Regions from separate parts of the Homo sapiens genome. Here region 1 is linked to region 2. The links are chromatin contacts, found by Hi-C or POLR2A ChIA-PET in ENCODE. All regions are on one chromosome and are shown on one strand. The core of a region is the stretch at or near the end of the contact, and the rest is flanking DNA. Distances in the headings are between cores, read along the strand shown. Region 1 overlaps PALM2AKAP2 (PALM2 and AKAP2 fusion). Region 2 overlaps PALM2AKAP2 (PALM2 and AKAP2 fusion).

Region 1 (5,144 bases), core at 323-2,822, 50 kb before region 2:
CTAATTTTAGCCCTCCATCCTCCCTCAGGAATGTTGTGGGGAAAGAGCAACAGCACCGGGGATACAGAGCAAGCTCCTACAAAGAAAGATCTGTCAATGAATTTATATGATGAACAGAGAGAAACAGGCAATATCCTTAGTATCATGCTGCTTTTCTTCCTTTTAAGCACATTTCTCTGGTTAAGGTAAATGGCAAAAACTGATAAACATGCTAAGCAGATATAGGTCATGCTGCTATTTTCAATCAGTAACTCGCTTGCTGATGGTTCTCATTTTGGGTATTCATTTAGCACAATCCTGTTTTCTAGAAAAGGACAGGAAAAGTAGCCATAAAGGTTTATCTTGTTGAAAAAAATCTAGATAATTCATACCGAGCATCACCCCGAAAGTCAGCACCACCTTCCCACCCAGTCCTCTGAGCAATGCAGCTCTGTGCAGGCAATGTCACAGCAACATGAGGTAAGCAGGAGAAGGTTTTCCTGCCAAAAAGCCCAGGAGCAGTCAAAGGCAAGCAACAACTCCCGGCTGGCCATTGGAATGTGGTCACATTATTCTCTGAACATGTGAAAAGCAACATTCTGCAACCAGTGGGGTCCTTGTGACAGTGACAGAGCTTTCTCCTGAGCTGTAATCAATTACGATGCTTAAGTGCATCATGTTTTAAAGAAAAAATAAACAGCTCTTGTGTGCTGTCTCTCTCTCTCTCTCTTTTTAGATGGTACCATGGAGACCCGTCTGAGTCAAATCATTTCAAAGCCATCTTTGACCAACTGCTTGCTCTCACAGAACACTTTCAAAATTGTTAAAGTACAAATAAAATAAATGAATAATCTGAAATACACAGTGTTGTTCTTTTATCAGATCACATCGTTTAATCTCCCTTTTCTCCATATCAAGAAAGGAAATACTAATATTTTTAAGTGAATAAAAAGAACGTTCCGTGAAATATATCTTTTGGGGTCTCTGAGCAAACACACCCAGCACCTATGCATGGGAGAAACAATCCTGAAATGCTGCCTCACCCACCCTGTGAAGTATTCTCATCCAATTTCTATATATAGCCACCACACTTCACACGCACAAACCCTCCACCCTGTCCACATGCACACTGTAATCTTATGCTTGCAGAAATTGGAATGCTGTAATAATGCCCTGAATTTGAGAAATTCACAAGAAAAGCCAAGAGATGGTTTCCTGATTGAATGAAAAAGGCTGGTTTGGTTGGCGGCAGCGCCTTCACGGCAGGGCAGGCACTGCCCAGCTCTCCGGAGTGTGATCTGCATGTCTAATAATGGAATAGGTTCCTGGGATCAGCTGCTTACCTTGGAATGCTGCAGCAGAAGTATCTGCTCGTCAAGCTGTTGTCGCTTGCCTTCTATTTCAGTCTGCCTCTTTCTTTTTTCCTTGAAAATAAAGAGACAGAGGCTGTAAGAGTGGGTGGGTGTTGGCTCCAGAAATTTTAAGGCAGAAAGCAGCAGCAGCAGCAGCACACATCTGTATAGACACTTCCAGAGACACCGGGCACACACGCAGTGTCACCTGCCCCACCGTCTCTGGGTGTGTTGCAAGCAGCAGCATTCTCCTAACATGTCTGCTGTAGGCTCGAAGAGTGGGAGAAATTCTCCTCACTCAGCCAGGCTGCAAGAATTTAATCCAAAAGAAAAGACGGTTTCTACACACACACACAGACACACACACACACACACACACACACACACACACACACACAGAGAACCATGTTCTGTGCAGTGTTAATTTGGACACAAAGAATAAAAACGTCTCAATCCAAAAGACAGAGGTTCTTACAAACTGCAAATACCATAGAATAAGACAGTGGGAAATTCTGGGTGAGATTTATTTGATCAAAATCACAGACATAAATAAGCAGACGTTGTTTCAAATTTTGTAGGACAAATCACCCAGTTGGACATACCAAACAATGCAAATGAAATGGGTTATATTTGCTGCCACTAGCCTTGGGGTAGCATTTCATGTGGGTGGGGCAGCTGAGGTTACGATAAATATGAAATCTGGAATCTGTCTGTCCGGGTCCAACTCCCAGCCCTACCACTCACTACCTGTCTGACTTCTGACAAGTTCTTCTACCTCCCTGGGTCTTGGTCTTCTCGTACATAAAGTGGAGATAATAACTGCATCCAAACCACTTAGTTGTGGAGTGGATTAAATAAGATGATGTAACGTAAAAGGCCTAGAACAATACCTGGCACAGAGTAAGTGCTCAATGTTATTTGCTGTTAGTCTTATTGTCATAATTTTACTTCTAGGTAATGCCTAGAAGCTGGTTGTAAAGGGATATATTTTCCTTGCATTTCCACTATAACCTTTCCATTAGAGTGTACCCTTCATATTTTTCTTCTCTATACTTCTCCAATGTGGACAATAAACATCATATGAATGTGATTCATGAGAACAGAAAGGTCTGCTCTCATGATAGTTTCCTTGTTAATGTTCTGTTTCCAAAGCGTACAGGAGTGGTTTGCTGAGACATTTACTATACTGGAGCATTTTCGTTTACTCACATATGCAGGGAGAAACTTATTAGATAAGACATAATGGCATTTGACAATACAACAGCCAAATCCTAGGGACAACAACAATGCGGAAGCCTGGCTGCTGTGCTCAGTGTTAACGGAAGCTTTTATTTTATGTAGTCGCTATGTTTCCGGGGCTATGATTGTACCATTGCTATTCAAATCAATGTAATAATAATGTGTATTACAACCAAGGTTTTCTGTGCAATGCCCAGACCTTACAAAATATTAGCTCATAATCTTAAGCCACTAGAATATGATATCTAAGTCACGGATATAATCTCCCTGACAAAGTAAGACACATGAATATTTTAGGAATGTAGTACCATTTACCAAAGAACTCCAATCAATGGTGCATAATTGATGTTACTTAATCCCAGAGTGTGTGCAAGACCATAAAATATATGACAGTGGATGGGAAAAGTGAGGCACAGTGGGAACAGCCCACATCCACCATCTCAGAGATGGCACATGATAAAGCTAGGGCTTCCTGGTCCAGCTGCTATCTCTACATTCTAGAATCTCTCAAGAGTAGACTTACTGGACTTTGTCAGTCATTCCCACTGGCTATCAAGATATGTAGTTGTCCTACATTTAAATACAGAACCAAGATGTATGTCATAGATATGAGAGGCTGATGACTCAAGATTTCCACAAATATTAATTGAGTGTCATGTGTTCTCATTACATGTCTTGTCATTTCCAAACCATTCCCAGGCTTTCCCACAGCTGTGACTTTGTTCCATCAGAAAGTCCTCACTCCAGAGTTGCCCATCATCATATTGGTGAACCATTCTCTGAGCAGAAGAAAACTTACCAGGCAGTATGGGCAGTGGACCTTTACATGCTCAAGCAGCAGGCTCATTGGTGATCACTGTAACTGACATGGTCATGAAGGATGTAGAGTTCATGTTAGTCCTTTAAGAATGGGTAGGATTTAGGGCCGGGCACACAGTGGCTCATACCTGTAATCCCAGCACTTTGGGAGGCTGAGGTGGGTGGATCACCCGAGGTCACGAGTTTGAGACTAGCCTAGCCAACATGGCGAAACCCCATCTATACTAAAAATATAAAAATTGGCCAGGTGTGGTGGTACATGCCTGTAATCCCAGATACTTGGGAGGCTAAGGCAGGAGAATCACTTGAACCCAGTGGGTAGAGGTTGCCATGAGCCAAGATCACACCACTGCACTCCAGCCTGGGCGACAGAGTGAGACTCTGTCTCAAAAAAAAAAAAAAAAAAAAGGAATGAGTAGGATTTAGGTAGATACAAATGGGCAATACATTCCAAGCAAAAGGAACTAGGTGAACAAGGGTAGAAATGCACTGCATATTCCAGGGACAATGAGGAGGAAAATCTAACTGGTTGTAGGGCTTGCCTTTAGGAACAGAGATCAATGACTCAACAGATTGGCTAGGACTATACCATGGAGGGCCATGAAGTTTAGATTTTATTGCATGGACAATGCAATGTCATTGCAGGGTTCTAAGCTACAGAATGATATGGTGAAATGGCATTTTAGGAACATTAATCTGGCATTCATACATAAGGTGGATTAATAGGGGCTGATACACTTTTCCTATAAAACAAAAGTAAATATTTTAGATTTTGTGGGACATACAGTCTCTGTCGCAACTACTGAATGCTACCATTGTAGTTCAAAAACAGTCCTGGACAATATTTAAATGAATGAGTGTGGCTGTGTTCTAATAAAACTTTATTTGCAAACACAGGTAGTGGGCCAGATTTGGCCCACGGGTCCTAGTTTGCTGACCTGTGGATTCAAATATCATTTAAGTGCCTTAGGAGGATGTTCCATTCACCTGGTTGTGCAGTAAGGATGGATGAACTAACAAGCCTCCTAGCTTAGAGCTGTACCAATCAGAATGGAAAGAGAAGGACAAATGGAAGAAACAGAATTGATGAGACTCAAAACTAATAGGATCTGGGGGGTTAGGCAAAGTGGTGTTTTGGCTTTTAGTCACACGGACCAGAAGAGCGCTGGTGCAGGAAGGGGTAACAGTGGGAAAGCAGTAAGGCTGAGCCCATTTGTGCTGTAGTCATACATTTCCCCTGAGGAAACTCCTTATTGGGTTAGAATTTGGAACTAAGCAGTTGTTAGCACATACAACCAGGCAGCAGCATTAGCATGTTTACAACTGCATTCTAACTGATGACCCTGGGCCTGGCCCCATGACAAGGACCCACTGTGCATCCACAGCTATTTCAGGATTCTTTGACTAGCTGAGCTCCCTTTCACAGTGAATTTTTTTTTTTTTTGAGACAGAGTCTCAGTCTGTTGTCACAGTCTCAGCTCACTGCAACCTCTGCTTCCTGAGTTCAAGCAATTTCCCTGTGTCAGCCTCCCGAGTAGCTGGGATTACAGGTGTGTGTCACCACGCTTGGCTAATATTTGTATTTTTACTAGAGATGGGGTTTTGCCATGTTGGCCAGGCTGGTCTCAAATTCCTGACCTCAGGTGATCCACCCACCTCAGTCTCCCAAAGTGCTGGAATTATAGGTGTTAGCCTCCGAACCCAGCCCATAGTGATGGTCTTAAAGTCACTTCTAGGTGGACAAGAGGCAACCAG
Region 2 (5,255 bases), core at 1,601-4,100:
ATATAAGTAATATATGAATCCAATTTTGATATTCAAATTCTAATAATACAGAAAAGACCATTGTTCCTTTTCCTCACCTCCTTTACATAAGGTATGTGTAAGTCTATTTTCTTCATGTCAGTACATACTGATCTATTTTACTACTTGTAACTGCTGCATCATATTCCATACTCCGAACATATCATATTTAACCATTTTCCTGTTTTCCTATTGAATTGTTCCCAATTTTTCATGATTATAAACACCTTCTGGTCCTTGTTTCTTTGTGCTCATGCTCTCACTTCAATTTTAACATTTTAAAAAGCTTATTTTATGATGAGTGGTGATCTCACAATGCCAAACAGATCATGACAGTTTATTTCAACTCAGGGTGGCTGATCTTTGTATATGCAGTGCTATGGAGAAAGGAAAAAGAGCTTAATACATATAATACACACACACACACACACACACACACACATACACACACACACATAATTAGGCCTTTATTTACGTGTGTGTGTGTTCAAACCCTTGGCAGAGCTCAATGATGTATGCAGAAGGAGCAGCCACTGAAATGTGTGTTGTCTTGCATCCTGTGCTTCTGGGGGGCCACTCTGTCCATGATAAGGTAAAAGAAAATGATAAGGTAAAAGACATAAATGGACATATAAGATCATATTGGCCACGTCAAAATCTCATTCCCTAACCTGAGAACCTAGAAAAGAGTTATTGCTCTTCCCAGGTCTCCCTGCCACATAAGCAGCTAATGAGGCATTATAGAAACTTGGCAAGTCCTTCCGGAATCAATTTGGGTCTTTCAACTTTGTTGCTCGCCCCCTATCTTCATTTCTCATCTGGATTACACGAATGTAAAAGCCTTTGTGAAATTTCCTTTAAGATGAATTTTTAAATGTATTCTATGTCTTGAATAAATTTAGTTATGATTGAATAACTCAGAATTAAACTATGTTGGATAGAATATTACAACCCAATGTCAATTTGCCATCACCTATATTGCTCTAAAATAATTTTTCTTATAAGATGCTCTGCAGGAGTTTTCACCTGTGGGGGAAGGAGTCAAATATTTCAGCATTACTAATTCATCTGTTCGCCTCTCACTTCTAAAGCAAAATGTATTTTTTCTCAAATTGGGACTCTGCAAAGGATTTTTTTCCAATGGAAAGATGCCTTCGTGTCATTCTTAGTTTCTCCTTTTGACTGGTTACAAAAATGAACTTGTAACCTACATGGTCATTTCTATGGCAACTGGATGTTCCAAGTGAAATACTGAATTTGGAGTTCTCTGAAGAACTAGAAAGAAGAGAGTCTGTGCCACAGACAACATAAAAGCTCAAGTTTTAATGATATTACCAGGCCTGTCAATGTAGGTGTTCACTGGTACCTAAGTCTTATTTCGAAAGTACAGTGAAATAAAGTGTCAAAACCATGCCAGGCACGCCCGTAGTCCCAACTACTCAAGAGAAACCCTTAATCCCAGGAGTTTGAGTTCAGCCTGGGCAACACAGTGAGACTCCATCTCTAAAAATAAAAAGTATACATGGCTTAGCATTTTTGAGGTTTTTCCTTAAAAAGCAAATTTAGCAGGTAGTATGTTTAATGAAAAGTTTTTATGTTTTTTACCTTCTTATCAATACAGATACAGAAGCATCATAAAACCAATGTTTAGCTAAATGAATTTTTATAAGGCAAACACCTTTGTAATCACCACCCAGTTAAAAATAAATAGAAATTGCTAGCCACTTCCAGAAGCCTCTCCATGTGCCCCACGCCAATTTTAATCCCTCTTCTTCCACTCAAAAATAACCACAGCTTCAGTTTCCATGTTATTGATACCCATAGCTCCTATGTTTATAAGATGCTATGATTCAGTCATTTTTTTCACCATTAAAAGATTATTTGTATTCAAGGGCTGACTTGTCAAAAAAAAAGAGATTGTGTAGCAAGTACATTTTTCGAAAGGCTTATTTATACCTTTTCTGTTTCGCTGCTACCCAGATATAATAAATACATTCATTAGCGTACACTATTTTTAAATACCTTGCCTCATTCCAAAAATATGTGCGGGGTTGAACACATGCTAAGAAATTCCCTCCACTAGGAGGCGCTACATCCCTTATGTCCTCAGACAGCTGGGAAGACTGCGCTTAATGTAACTCAGTTATCAGCGCATTTCTATGAATGAAGTCACAGAGGAACATGTGGGAGATCCACTTAACGACTTCTTTACCTTGCTGCATATCACAAAAAGGCTCACTGGTTGCCAGAAGTCCTGGTGAGTGGCAGGTTCCAAGAGTGAACTGATATTTCAACAACTACTTTTCCACTAACAACCTAAATCCATGAAATTGAGGGAGGGGGCCAGGAACATTTGGAACAAAGGGGCCCTGTTTCCAAGCGTAAATAAAATACAGCTGGTTTACAGCTGTGCTACCTTCCTCGCTGCAAGTCAAGTCATAAAACAGAATGAAACTTTCAGTAGTCACCGCTGTGAGGTTAGGGAATTCTGAGCATCCCTCTGGGCTCTAAGGTGACCAACTATTTGCTTTCTGAATTTCGTTTTTCAACCCATAGACACTGTATGGCTCATCAGAGAGGCAGATTTCCACTGCAAATTTACACAAGCCTAGACTGTCTATTTTTACACAATTGTTTGTTGTTTGCTTTTGTTTTTCAGATCAAAAAAATCTGAGGAATAGAGCTATGAAGACATCTGAACTCTAATTATAGGGGTTTGAATTTTTTAGATTAGACGTGCTACCCTTGTGACTCACAGTGATGTGCATTTCCCTGGTCTGATCATTAGCATACCAGGCAGGCTCAGATGCCCAGCATGTATCACAGATAGTAGGACATCATGCATATGCATGGGAAACTCCTAGCTCAAAATTGGCCTCTGATCAGACCAAAAGGCCAGTAACTGTGTCCAAGTAGCAACTCAACATCCACAAAGTGCCAACTGGAATGTTTTCCCATTTTAAGTGGGCACGGCAATCTAGACATTAACCAATAGACTTATAAGAATAGCTTGTATTGATTAAAGAAGCTTTATAATACATATTTTATTCCTATCATTTTATGTGCCTAAGATTTATTCCTTAAAATACTGATTCACTGATTTAGAAAACTCGGTAGGGGTAAATAAATCTGGTTGAATAAAGTTGAAAATAGACTACATCCTATAGTTTTTAAAAAAATATTAGAAGAGTATTTGTACCGCCTCCAGACAAACTGGTAGTTGTCCGTTGCATTTCAGACTCAATGAATATGGGCTCTTAAGCCAGATGGCATTAGGATCAGGAAGTGGGTTTGGCACTTTTCTTTCTCCTTCATGTCATTTCCAGACCATGACTCCTCTGCCCTCATGGAAAAAGTCTCATCTGTTCCCTTGTTCCCTCTCTCCTTAACTCTGTCCCCAGCTGATCTTCTGGTCACTTCCGTACATCCACTGATGACTTCATTCCTTGGCTCACAGGAGCTATATGAAATCCCACCATCATCCGGGGTGACTTCAGTGTTTGTGTTCATGACTCATTCAACCCTATTCCCACAGTTTCCTGAAAACCTCAACTCTGATGACCTTGATCTTCACTCTCCTCAACGATCTGCACTCAGGGCTGAAATCTGGCCTCATCACTAAATGTGGAACTGTTTAGGTGCAGCGGCCCAGACTCCAACCACAGCCTCGCCTCTTTCCCTGTCTCTCACTGGCTTGTCCTCACACCTCTGCTCTTGGGTCTTTTCAAATCTTCTAATCTCCAGCTTCCTCTATCTTATCCCAGTCCATCATAGCCCTCCTGTCTTCATTTTTATGTCTTTTCGCCTAAGATCATGTGAACAATCCATTCCAATCACTGCACTGTCTTCCTATATCCTCAACAATCTTGCCTCCTCGTCCTTTGGCTACATCCAGGTATCTGGCAAAAATCCCAAATGAGAGCTAAGCACAGTCTCATTTCCCAAGATCAAACACCTACATAAGGTGCCCTGGAGTGTAGGAGAACGACACTACAAATCTGTGGTCTCCAACCTTATCTGAGCTCTCAACACTGTCCAGGGATCTTTGTACATGTTCCTTGTCAACTCTCTAGCTTCAGTTAAAGATACTTTCTCCCCAGGACAAGCCCATACTTAGCATAAATAGAACATCAATATCTTTTTTGTTTGTACATAAAAAGGCTAATAACCAGTACCTTGAATTCCATCATGCCCTGACCTCTCAGGGACCCCATACCATCATTTATCCTCCACTCACCTGCATTTCACCTCTTTCACTATTTTCTCCTAACTCCTTCACCTAAGAATTTAGACTTCCTCTTCTTAAAACAATCCATGCAAATCCTATGCCCTCTCTAGCTAAGACTTACTTCTCTTCTTTCCTTCACAGCCACACCACTTAGGGAGACAAAGACTTCATTTAATCCCCAACTTCCTCTCAGCTGAACTCCACACTCCACAACCTCACTGAACCTGCTTTTCCATTCTTGTGAGGGCCACCAGTTACCTTCTAGTTGGTATGTTCAATGGACACTTTTTAGAATGTGTACCATTGCCTGTCAGTGGCATTTGGCACCATGCATCACTCCCTCCTTCCTGGAAAGTTCTTTCATCTTCACCTACCCCCCTGTTTCTGTCTACCCTGACTCCCCTTCTGCTTCCCTGGCTTCCCTCAGCACAGTGAGTCACCAGGTTGACCTTATATTTTGCATTCTTTCCCTGGATAGCCTCATTCACATCCATGGCTAAAGTTACTATTTGATGCAGATTTACTGAAGTCCCCAAAACCAGATCTCCTTCCTGAATTCCATACCTACATGTTATTTCCTATCAGGCATCTCACATGTATATTCCGAAGGTATTATGATCTCAACATGTCCAAAATAAACTCATCACTTTTCCCCAAAATATGTCCCTCTTTCCATGTTCAACATCAACCATCCCCTTGTCTATGCTGGAAACATGGCTATCAACTTTATTTCTCCATACCTCTCACCCTTTACTCAATCAGTACCAAGTTCCAGCAATTCAACCACATAACTATCAAATCCATGCCTTCTTCACCATCTCCACAGCCACTCTCTCATGTCAGTCTATCCCTATTTCATTCTTGGATCAGTATCAAGATAGCCACCTCTGAGTGGTCTTACTGCCCACTCCCCATCCCTCCCAATTCAAATTACTTCATATACTACAGTGGAGTACTCTCTCAAAAATGCATATCCAACTAGATCACTTCCTGAGAGATTCCCATGACC

The links. A loop is a pair of places that touch in the nucleus more often than their neighbours do. ChIA-PET counts read pairs that join two places held with the same protein, here RNA polymerase II (POLR2A). Pooled maps may share reads with other maps.
Region 1: a loop to region 2 is called in a map of endothelial cell of hepatic sinusoid, with 3 times the contacts of the local background. The contact joins two enhancer-like sites. A Hi-C loop is called at or near these places in 3 of 168 maps with a recorded cell type or tissue (cardiac septum, endothelial cell of hepatic sinusoid and heart left ventricle) and 4 of 50 pooled maps. POLR2A ChIA-PET finds 5 or more read pairs at or near these places in 1 of 52 experiments (PC-9).

Annotation. Positions count from the first base shown.
Region 1 is chr9:109,863,750-109,868,893 of GRCh38, reverse strand. PALM2AKAP2 (PALM2 and AKAP2 fusion) reads right to left here. Exons shown (of 11, transcript NM_007203.5): 2 at 1,323-1,403. Among named protein-coding and RNA genes, the nearest start is that of PALM2AKAP2, 86 kb to the right of the region's middle. Within about 2 kb of position 1,572, at least 2 of the 41 ENCODE cell types and tissues checked have a DNase peak (open chromatin) inside an H3K27ac peak, as active enhancers do.
Region 2 is chr9:109,814,911-109,820,165 of GRCh38, reverse strand. All of the region lies in intron 1 of PALM2AKAP2 (PALM2 and AKAP2 fusion), which reads right to left. Among named protein-coding and RNA genes, the nearest start is that of PALM2AKAP2, 37 kb to the right of the region's middle. RefSeq lists an enhancer at 2,769-3,968. Within about 2 kb of position 2,850, at least 9 of the 41 ENCODE cell types and tissues checked have a DNase peak (open chromatin) inside an H3K27ac peak, as active enhancers do.